Linked DNA regions of Homo sapiens: region 1 is linked to region 2. The links are chromatin loops, found by intact Hi-C in ENCODE. Cell type or tissue: PC-3. All regions are shown on one strand. Each heading gives the region's core, and the rest is flanking DNA. Links, peaks and the distances in the headings are about the cores only. Region 1 overlaps LRMDA (leucine rich melanocyte differentiation associated). Region 2 holds the start of LOC101929234 (a long non-coding RNA gene).

Evidence for each region. Peaks named below come from ENCODE experiments on the same cell type or tissue, not always from the same donor. Only the 100,000 strongest peaks of a DNase experiment are listed, where the experiment ranks them.
Region 1: a loop joins it to region 2, with 6 times the contacts of the local background. A loop is called at or near these places in 9 of 110 quality-filtered maps.

The regions. Positions count from the first base shown.
Region 1 is chr10:75,506,181-75,511,554 of GRCh38, forward strand. All of the region lies in intron 2 of LRMDA (leucine rich melanocyte differentiation associated), which reads left to right. Among named protein-coding and RNA genes, the nearest start is that of MIR606, 44 kb to the right of the region's middle. In PC-3, for the core only: no CTCF peak of the experiment used is centred there; a DNase peak (open chromatin) is centred at 2,371; H3K27ac peaks cover 1,394 bases.
Region 2 is chr10:75,406,754-75,412,127 of GRCh38, forward strand. ZNF503-AS2 (ZNF503 antisense RNA 2) reads left to right here. Exons shown (of 2, transcript NR_024421.1): 2 at 502-2,229. It overlaps LOC101929234 (a long non-coding RNA gene), which reads left to right and starts at 2,404. Exons shown (of 3, transcript NR_110304.1): 1 at 2,404-2,687; 2 at 3,377-3,431; 3 at 3,539-4,571. RefSeq lists enhancers at 1-196, 197-937. In PC-3, for the core only: CTCF peaks have their summits at 524, 732 and 2,674; DNase peaks (open chromatin) are centred at 698, 1,088, 2,358, 2,758 and 1 weaker place; H3K4me3 peaks cover 3,331 bases; H3K27ac peaks cover 2,805 bases; H3K27me3 peaks cover 4,917 bases.

The sequences.
Region 1 (5,374 bases), core at 65-5,064, 99 kb after region 2:
CAACCAGGCTGAGTGACCCCAAACATAGACTCTCAGGATAAGATGGACATGGCATTACGCAGGTGTGATGGGGAATAGGAGGGCATTCTGAGAGGACTTAGAGAAAAGAGAACACATTTGTTCCACTTCCTGCCACTCCCCTGTCTGATTTCTCTAAGTCACTGAGTGGAGAATGGCCTGAACTGGCAGCAAAGCTGGGATTTCCAAACCAACTAACAGTTCTGCCTTTTTACCCTGTGCTTATTATTTTTTGATTTCTTAAAAAATCAATCATTCATTTATTTTTTTCATTCATTTCTGTTGTTTTTTTTTGGTGTCTTATAGCAGATCAGTGAGATGTGGTCCCTGCCCTGTAGGAGCTCATGGGCCAGTGGCGAGAGCAAACCATGAAACTCTCCATCTACTTGGTGATAAACCAATCATGGTCCCCAATTGGGTTGGTTGTAGGCTTGGTGGAGAGACATGGACCATGCTTTAAAAGTCCCATGTATCCCCTGTAGAGTTCAGCGCCATGTTGGTCCCTTGGCCGGTGCCCAGTGACCATGATGATTGATTTCACTGACTGCTATGTCTTTCCCCATGGAAATCTTGGTGCCTGGTGTCTTGGAGTGTGAAAGCAGAGATTCTTTCAGGTTTCCTGGCACGAGGGGGTTGTTGTGGGAGGTTCTCTCTTCACCCTTAGTGAAAGTGCTTTGGAAACCTGAGCCAGAAGCAATGGCAGAGGAAGTTCCTGGTGTGAGGAGCTTGGATGCTGGCTGCCTTTCCCCCATTTAGCTCTCTTGGGGCCCTTGGGGAGAGTTGTGCTGTGGTTGGGTGAGTGCGTGTTTGGGGATGTGGGTGGGTCTTGCCTGGTCTCTCAAACCCAGATGCTCATTCAGGTGCAAAATTCAGTGTTTGCTCAGCAGTGTACAAGCCTTGTGTTCTGGCATCTTTTTTTTTTTTTTCCTGGTGACATCTGTTGTACAGGGAGTGACTCTCCCTCGGTAAATGGTGTATTGTCAGTTCCTCCACTCCAGCGTACAACCAACAAAACAGGATGGCACTGCTTGGAGAAAGATGGCTGGCTGGAAGCATCACAAAATGGCACTACAGCCTATTGGGGGCGACCCTGGAGTGTCACAGGGGTACCCCAGCAAGGGCAGGAGCTCTCCTGAAGCAGCTTCTTCATGCCTCCTGGCTGCTTTTGTGCCATCATTTTCCAGATTCTTTTCTTAATCATGAATTAGCTGAGTTTTCAAGGTACCAAAAAGCCCAGCTAGGTGAAAGGAAGTAGAGAAAGGGCCTCTGATATGGTGTCCCAATGAGTTTTTTCACTTAAAGGGTCATGTTGAAGTCACCCAGAGAGACAGGCAGGGAACCTCACTTGGGTAAATAAGCAATGGAGTGAAAGATTGAAAAATGTGGTCTGAATTTTTTACTCGCATTGTTTCGGAGCCAGTTCCTATTCTGTCACTTCTCTCTGTGCCCCACCCTACCCTTCTTAATGACTTATTTGTACTGGAAAGCAAACTATTAATCACAAACAGAATAGCTCTGTAACTTCCAAACAAACACAGAATAGTTCTAGGGACTGTGAAAAAGCCAAACCCTTGGCAGAGATTTGGAAATGTGTTTCTTTTATATATATTTTAGAAATGCCACCATTTGTCCTTAGGCACAGAAGGTTCCCTTTAATTAGCGGTGAATTTCCTATTTCCCTTTTCTTCCTGAGGCATCTATAAAGCCCTGGCCTAGTAAAAGGCAGGTACACAGCTCTCAATTGAGCCCTATTGATGTGCTAGTATAGTTTTAATTGTGTTGAGATTTCCTTGCCAAAGTGACACATGCAGAAGCATTTTAAAAACGTATAGGGTTCGTAACTCTTTCGCTGTCTAGAGCTCTTGAATTATGAATGTCTCTTCTGCTGCCTGTTCAGTTCTTCTGAATCTGTAAAATTACTTTAATAACCTGTGTGGGGGTAATGTTAATATGTTTGCTCAGTAGTGTGAATTTATTAGCATTCCTACCCCACTTCAGGGAGCTGGCTTGGCCCTTTTGATACAAGCCCTTGGTTGCAAGAAGAGGCAAATTATGGTGGTGTTTTTTTCCCCCCCTCTCCCTTCCACCATTAGCAATCATTCTGTTGCACAGAGTACGTGATAAATCAACCACAGGAGAGTCAGATTTGCCATAACATGACATTACCTATCAGCTTGTCAGGTCTGAGTTGACTCTCAGCCTTTTGGGCTGTATATTTCTTCAAAGTCTAGTGCCAGTTTCTTAGTCAGCTCTAACTAATTTCAGAGTGGAAGAGAAACTTGACTGGAGTGCTGTTTGGGATCTGCTTTTTAATCCTGGTCTGTTTAATGTTTGCTCCTGACAGTCTAGGCCAGACATCATTTTAATGGTATGTGTGGTGATAAAGCCAATAAACTGTCAAGATGATTGATAATCTAAGCATTATAGCAATATGACTTTCCTGTTCTCCTCTGTGCTTTAGATGATGGTTTCCAAATTGAATTCCTACAGTGTGTGCTGTATGAGTGTGCCTGTCAGAGGCTCCCCTAACAGCGTTTGAAGGAGGTAGCTGTGCTTAATGTAAGATTTTTAGTCCTCAATTACCCACACAAATATATTTGCATATGTGTTGGTACCCTCTAATTTGGGAAACATTAAGAATTTATGACTCTGCCCTTGTAACAGTCCCCCAGCAATTTATGGGCACTGGTGGAACTTTTTATTATGTCTTTATGGTGTTTTTTCACCTGGCGTGCATCTTAGATTCCATGTGGTTGATTCTGTTATCTGTGGTTGAAAGACATTACAGATAACAAAGTGCACTATATTAAAGGCAGGCTTCTGGTTTCCTTTCCTTTTCTCTTTGTTTCTTCTTTTTCTTTTAATTTAGCAGACATTTTTAAGCATCTGGTCCTCATCTCATTAATCAGACTCGACCAGGTGTTTTAGGGTGGTGACAGTGGGAGTGCTTGGCTGCTGTTTGTTGGCCCTCATGGGCCACCGTTGCTGGCTGACATCTCCTACCCCGTTCGTGGTGCAGTGTTGTCTGGGAGCAGAAACCCACGTGGCTAGAGAGGTCGAATGGGCTGTGTATATGTGTATATGTGTGTGTGTGTAACACTCTTAAGCAATTTTACCAGGAGGAAAAAGAAAAAAATAAGCAAATATTAAATTCAAAACTCATATTATGCTCAAAATTTCCTTTTACTTTCTGCTTCCACAGCATGTTTTTGTATGATGTGACATGTGCATATTATTTAGTCTTCTACTTTTAAGATTGTGTCTAGAAAGACTTTAAGACTGTGGCTCTCTGAGAGTTACAGAATACTGATGCCAGAAGGGTGTCTCTGATACCTGTTGACACCATGATTTGCTGTATTTCTTCCAGGCCTTATTTTACAGATGACACTGAGCCCCAGAGAGGTGGGTTGTCTTGATTGGTGGCAGAACCGGGACTAGCATCCATGTTTCTATTTGAGGTCAACTATCCTTTCCACTTCATTATTTCCTTTCTCTTCATTTAATGCTTATTTTTCTTTTGGTCAGGAGACACTGGGAAGTCACTTCAGTTTTCTGGCCTCAGTTTCTCTATCTGCAAAATAAGGGATCTGAATTTGCTCACTTCTCATGTTGAACCACTTCACCTTATCTCCCGGTGTGTGGATGAACTTACAGCCCCAGTCTTGAGGCTCTTACAGCCTGTCTGAGGCAGAGGGCAGACCGCATGTGGGGCTACTGATTGTGTGACTCTGAGGAAGTCATCTGCCCACCCAGTCTATTTTTTCCTCCAAAACAGACAGGGTTGCCCTGAGTTCAAATGGGAGACCAGAAACAAAAATGCCTGGCAGAGTACCTGGCACAGAAGAGGCAATCAATAAATGTTTGTGTGACAGGATATTTAATTTGAGATAATCACTGAGCTTTGCATTTCCCTTTACTTTTGAAAATCTTCATTTCTTTGGACCTCTTGCCATTCCTTCCTTTCCCTCAACTTGGGTACTTGGTGCTTGCTTTCTTCCACAAGTGATGGCATGACAGAAAATAGGGGAGAGGAGAGTCCTATCTGGGCTTTTGAATGACAAAAATTTAAGCCCAAATGTAAGGAAAAAAGATTTGGAAGAATGCATGGTGACAGAAGAACTGGCTGACTCTGAATACCAGGTGGAGATTTCCTGGACTCTGGGGAGGAGAGTCAGAGGTGAAGAAAAGCATAGATGCTGTTGGGTCCCTGGGAAGAGGACTTGTATGTTACACACTGTAGTTTTGGACTAAAACTTGTTCCTGACATGTTGGGTGTTAATGGTTGCTTAAGAGCACTAGAGGGGGTGGAGTAATCCAAAATTTCTAACACATGAGGGTATGAGAGGCTTCTTGGGGGAAGAAATATAATTCGAGCTGAGTTCTGAAGGGTGATTGAGATTTGGATAGATGAAATCTACCAGCTCCAAGCTGAAGCCTCTTGAGACAGCAAACTCAGGTTTGCTCTCTTGGCCAGTTGAATGGATGGTGGTCTGTGACAGTTCCTGTGGGGAAGGAGGAGGCTGGTCTGGAGGCAAGGCTGAAAGAGGTGGGGGTGTTGGCCATGGAGGCAGAAGAGAAGTTAGTGGGAGGAGATGAGCAAGCCCAGGGAGGGTGGGGCTGGCCTAGTCCCTGAGGCAGGAGAGTGGGTCATCCTTTTCTGAAATAGCCACACATATCCAAAAAAGGCCAGGCCACTGATCTGAGTTTGTACCTGCCCATTCCATAGCTGGATGCCTGGAGGAAAAACAAGGCAGTTGACATGGTAACAGTCCCCCTTTTCTCTGTTCCCTTCTGTGCCCACACTGGCACCTACTGTATTGATTTGGGAAGAGCCTCACCTTTTATGGATTAAAAATAGTGTATCACACCTGTAATTCCAGCACTTTGCGGGGGCTGAGGTGGGCAGATCGCTTGAGCCCAGGAGTTCGAGACCAGCCTGAGCGACATGGCGAAACCTCATCTCTACAAAACAAAAACAAAACAAAAATTAGCCATGTGTGGTGGTGTGCATCTGTAGTCCCACCTACTCGCGAGGCTGAGGTGGGAGGATTGCCTCAGCACAGGAGGTCAAGGGTGCGGTGAGCTGTGATTGTGCCATCACACTCCAGCCTGGGCAATAGAGTGAGACCTTGCTTCAAAAAAACAACAAAAAACCAAAGAGAATATTGGAGGAGTGGGGAAACCAGGATTCTGGTAGCAACTTTACCCCTCAACATACTGTGGGACTGTGAGCCCGTTTCCTCAGGGATTAAGTGAGGGGCTGAACACAGTCTCTCAGATACCTTCCTGCTCTTACTGGGAGTGCACCTGTGATGTTCGGAAGGTAGGACCCCATGTGTCTCTTTGTAAATTGGCC
Region 2 (5,374 bases), core at 89-5,088:
GTCTGCACTCTCCACTGCCGACCTTGTAGGAAATTTATTTCCATGCCCAGAAATATTGTTTGGACACAGTGGCTCGGTTATCTTCGCGCCTGCTTTTCTTAAATACATTTATTTCACCTCTGCCACGCTGCAGATATTTAAAGATCTGTAGATACCGTAACCCTCAGCGATGCGGGACTCACTCTGGTTATAGATAATATTCTCTGGGTGGTTATTTGAACATAAGTTCTATCTCCAGCCCAGATGACACCCAAGCAGGGGCTGTAAAGGACACTTGCTCTAGAATGTTTTCAACTGAAATATATGTCCACACACGGAGAATTTAAGAGTATTTTTATATTTCTCTCTAGATCTAAATATTCAGATGTGTTAATTACATGCCCTAGAAGCTGGAAGCGATCAGTGGTGTTCACACTGGACGTGGAGCTGTTTGTATAATTTTCATCTCCCTGCACTTAAACATGACTCTCAGTCTAATAAATTCAACCTTGTCATTTTTAGAATCGACGGGATTTCTCTGGCTGTCGTTTGCGCTGCATTTATCCGAATACATCCAGCTCGCAGGCATCCTGCAAGAAACGGCTCCCGGCTCGCGTGTACGCCGACACCTCGGCCCAACGCAGGACTCGAGGTGGTTTCTAGTGCCCGGGTGGCTGCAAGTCTGCCCTCCGAGGGAGGCTGGACAAGCGGCGCCCCCAGGTCGAGCGGCCTCTCGCTGCCTGGCAGTGCCTGGCAGCCCCCACCTCTGCCAGTGCTTCGGAAACCCGCCTGGCCAGGTTCGCCCGCGGTGAAAAATGAAAGCAAATTCCCCAACAGAGGTAGCCGGAACTTTCCTCGACGAAGGCTCCCTCCTGCGCCTGTGTCTGGAGAACCCCCAGAGCGCTGCAAGTTAGCAAGAGAGATTCGATGGCGGCTCTGGAAGGCGCACGAAGGGTGGGGCGGGGGAGCAAAGAGGCCACTGGGTGACCCAGCCTGGTCCGGGGTGAAACGCTAGAGAAGGCGCCTCGCCTTCCTTATTTCAATGCAACTCCTCGGCCCCAGACGGTAAAAATAGTTTCCAAGCTGCCGCGGACGCCCAGGATGTGTTTGCAGAGATCAAACTGGGGAGGAGGCAGCTTTGTAAAAGTTGCAGAAAGATTAGCCGAGAAGCGTCCGCCCGGCGGGGCTCAAGAAAGCTTGGGGACAGCTCCATGTTCCTTGGGGCGGAATGGCCCAAGAATTGGCCTGGGTAACCCCCTGCCCAGTTCTCTGTCCTCACTTCGAGCCAGTGCTTAAATAACTTCCCGCCGCCTGCCCTGCAAACTTCCCGGCGCGGCGCCGTTGAGGCCAGGACACAGCAAAGGCTAGCAAAACCCCGCCGCGGCGCGCTCGGCCCCGGCCCTGAGAGGCTGCGCGGGTGGGAGGACCAGTGTGGTTTCTGCTCCCACTCGGCTGCCCAGACCCTCAAGACCGATCCCCCAACTCCTGGGAGCGGGTGCTTCCCTCTGGGAGCCGAGATCTTGCGGGGCCAGCGAGGGCGCAAAGTGCGCGCGCTGGCCCGCGCGGGGGCGGCCGCGCGTCTCTCCGCGGGGCCTGTCGCCAGGCCGGCCGCGGCGCGTGAGTGATGAGGGCAGAGAAGGGCGCCCATAAATCGCGGGTGTCAGGGCGAAAAACTCTCTTTATTGTCTGCGTGATGGATGGGCCCGGGGACGAGACACCAAATACTTCGTATCGCCTTTAAATGGGAACACATTTTCCGCGGCCATAATTCATGTTTTTTAAATAGAAAGTTTGAAATGTTGCCTATATTTCACCAGCCCTGACATATTTATGAATCGCTCCCTGCATGCAAATATCATTACTTAAAGCGCCGGGGAGAGCGCGGGGGAGGGGAGGAGGCGCGGTTCCCGGGGCGTGGGGGTGGTGAACCGGGGAAATATCGGTGGAGGGGGGCCATCTCCCTAAAGGGCAGAGGGTGAGGTGCGGTGAATAGCCGTATCCGGAAACCGAGCGTGCCCCGGGCTTCTTTCCCGCCGCCAGACCCCGCACAGCCGCCCTGGGACGTTTTTCGAGGCTTGGGACCTAAGACGGGTCCCCGGACCCTGCTGGGAAACCAGGGGGCGTTTTTCGTCCCTCTCTGAGGCCATTATCCAAGCTGAAACCACCTTTTATAAGAAAAAAGTTTAAAGAAAAAAAATTTAACAAACACAAATAATAATAATAACCCAACATGTTTCGCGTTCTTTGCCACTGCATCGATTTTATTGATTTTCATTCTGCAAACCTGGGAATGTGCGCGCTCGGGAGGGGAGGCTGTCAAAACCCAGTCATCGCGGGGACTGGATGGGGGACAATTCTCCGACGCCGCGGCCTGGACCCGCCCCCACCCAACCGGCGCACCACCTCCCAGGCACCACGGAGCCTGCGCAAGCTGCGGGGCCGTAAAGGAACCGGCCCCCAATCTCCGGGGCTTCAGTCCCGCCCCTCTCTCCCCCCAGTGCCCTGCAGCGCTCCCAGGGTCCGTGTCTGCCCTCCCCAAGCCCCCACTGTCAATACAATCCCTGTTAAAAAAAAAAAATCTTTTTAGAGCCAGGCACGTGCCGTCGGCCTCTCCCCTGCCCGCCTGGCCCAGGAGGCGCCCACACCTGCGCCCTCACTTGCCGAGACTTTTACCTGTGCAGTCCCCGGCGGCGCCTGCAGCCGCGCAGGTAACCGAGAAATGGAAGGGAGGGCTGGGGAGTGAGAAGGACAGAGAGCACCGCCCGACACAACCAGACGCGCGGACCCGGGGCCTCCTCTCTGGACCGGTGCTGGGGCCCTGGTAGAACCAGCTCCGGGAGCCGAAATTGAGCCATGAAGAGTGGGCCGAGGGAGGGGCGAGGGGAACGGGCCTCAGGAGGGAGGGGCGGGCCCGGCGGCACTTCCGTTGGGGGTGGGGCTGCGGGCTGCCGCGCCGGTCCCGCCCCTCCGCCGCGCGGGCCCGCCCGCTCCAGGCCAGGCTCCGCCCCCACCGACTCGGAGCTGGATCTCAGGCCACGGCGCCCCCCCAGTCGCGCCCCCAACCCCGGAGGCCTCGGGCTGAACCGGGTTTCGCAGGAGGGCACAGGGCGGCTCCCTTTTCCTCACCTGGGGGTACTCTCTTTTTAAGTCATAGGAACAGAAGCATCTGCAGACTAGGATCCCAGGCCCAAACTTGCACGTGAGATTTGTTGAAACTTAGGTCATTTGGTACTCCTGACACCTGCCTGGCCCAGGGGTCCTCACGCTCTCTCTGCGGATGTGATCAGCCGTCCTCTTGGACAGTGGGGAATATAGTCCGTGCTCATAGGGTCCCACCTATCTTTCAGGAAGAACAAAAGCAAAAACTAACACTTTTTGATTGTTCATTTTGTGCCAGGTGCCATTTAAAAATTTTGTATGAATTATGTCCTCGCCCACAGCGACTCTCTGAGGTAGGTACCATGAATGCCCCATTTCATAGATAAAGAAATTGAGGCACAGAGAGAAGAAATCTGCCTTGCCTCACCCGCATCCCATCCTCATCCCTTCTTTCCTTCAGATCTGGGGCATGCCAACTCCTTACTCTGGGGGAGTATTGGAGGGAGAATTCTACTTTTCTGATGGGGGAGTACCAGCCTGTTAACCACAACCATTTGCAGCTGAAGCCAGTGCAGAGCAGGAGGGAGATCTGCACAGAGGAGAACAGTATAAATGGCATGGGGTCATCTCAGCCCCTGGCCAGCTCCCAGCCTAATGGGAAAACCGGACCATTGAGCATTCCTTGCTGTTTCCCTGTAGTCCCAGCCCAAGCCAGCATGCTCTTTTTTTAAAAAGCAAATCCAACCATGTTTCTCTTCTGCTTAAAGGCATCCGGGTTCCCATTGTTCTTGAGAACAAGTTGAGCTTGCCTCCCCTGGCTGGCGGGTCTACACTGGCTCTGCCCCAGCTTGCCTTTCTGCCTTTGTCTGCCTCCACACCCCCTCACCTGGAACTCCTGCTACCCAAGGCTTCCTTTTAGTTCCTCAAATGTGCCATGCTACTCCCCACCTCAAGGGCTTTGCTCCTGCTTTTCTCTGTCTCTCTGGAATGACCTGTCCTTCTCTTCACCTGGCTTGCGCATACTCTTCCTTCAGGTCTCAGCTCACACATCACTTTCCTGCATCCTCCCGCCTCCCATTACCCTCACTTATAATAGAATTTCCTGTTGAGAGTCTGTCCGCTTCACTGGATGGTAAACTCCCAGGGGGTAGGGACTAGGGCCGTTCCTTCAAGGAACAAATGAAGAAGGAACATTTGTATAAACCACCAACTATGATGAACGAATGAAACTGCCCTTTTTGGGGCCACCAGTAAGTATTCTCCATGGTCTCACATTCCAAGATGTTCTCAACTTAATGAGGGCGATGATACAAATCTCATGAAAACATATGTTATTTTGAATGCCTTTATTGTAAATGTCAAATAAGGGGATGCTGGAGGAGGTTGGAGAAGAGGAATATGCATGGATTACAGCCATTTATTCAGGGTTTCAAGATGCAAGATGTGTTGGTTGACACAATTTAATGGAAAACCATGCCACCCACGACCATCTCCCAGTGTTGGGCATGTATGTCTCAAGGCTCTAGCCTGCACCCCCTTTCCTCTTCCTTTCTTCACATATTATTGCTATCACAGTTCAGTTCTTACTAGTTTCTGACTTAACTGCTGCTACAAGAACCTTCTAATTGTTCTGCCCATCCTCCACCTCTCCTGCCTCTAATCCATCATACATACTCCTGCTGGGTTAATTTTCCTGACCACATCATTCCCTTACTCAAAACTCTTCAGTGGCTCCCTATGATACAGTGTAACACTTGACTCTTCATAGCCCACTTCCAAACTACTTTTGTAAAGCTTTAAGATGCATTCCAAAATTATGAAAGAAACACATGTTCACCTCAACCAGGAAAACACTCAAAGATATACAAAGAAAAACATCAGTGATCTTCCTCACCTCCTCTGCATTTCCCACCCAGTCTCCCAAGACATCCATTGTTAAGGACCTGGGGTATAACTTCTACCTCTTTCACCATGCTCCATGCTCATAATAAACTATATTCATATATGTGGAGCTATTGTGTTATTGCCTATTTATACAAAAAGGATTATATTAGGGGTCTCTGCAACTCGCTCATTCATTCTTAATAATAAATGGGTCTATAGATATGGAATGAATATATTCATTTTTTAGCTACATAGTAATTTTAATTTATTTTTATTTTTTTTTAATGTATGTATATATGTATGTATTTTAGACAGGGTCTCACTTTGTTGCCCAGGCTGGAGTGCAGTGGCACAAACATGGCTCACTGCAGCCTTGACCTTCCAGACTCAAGCGATCCTCCCGCCTCAGCCC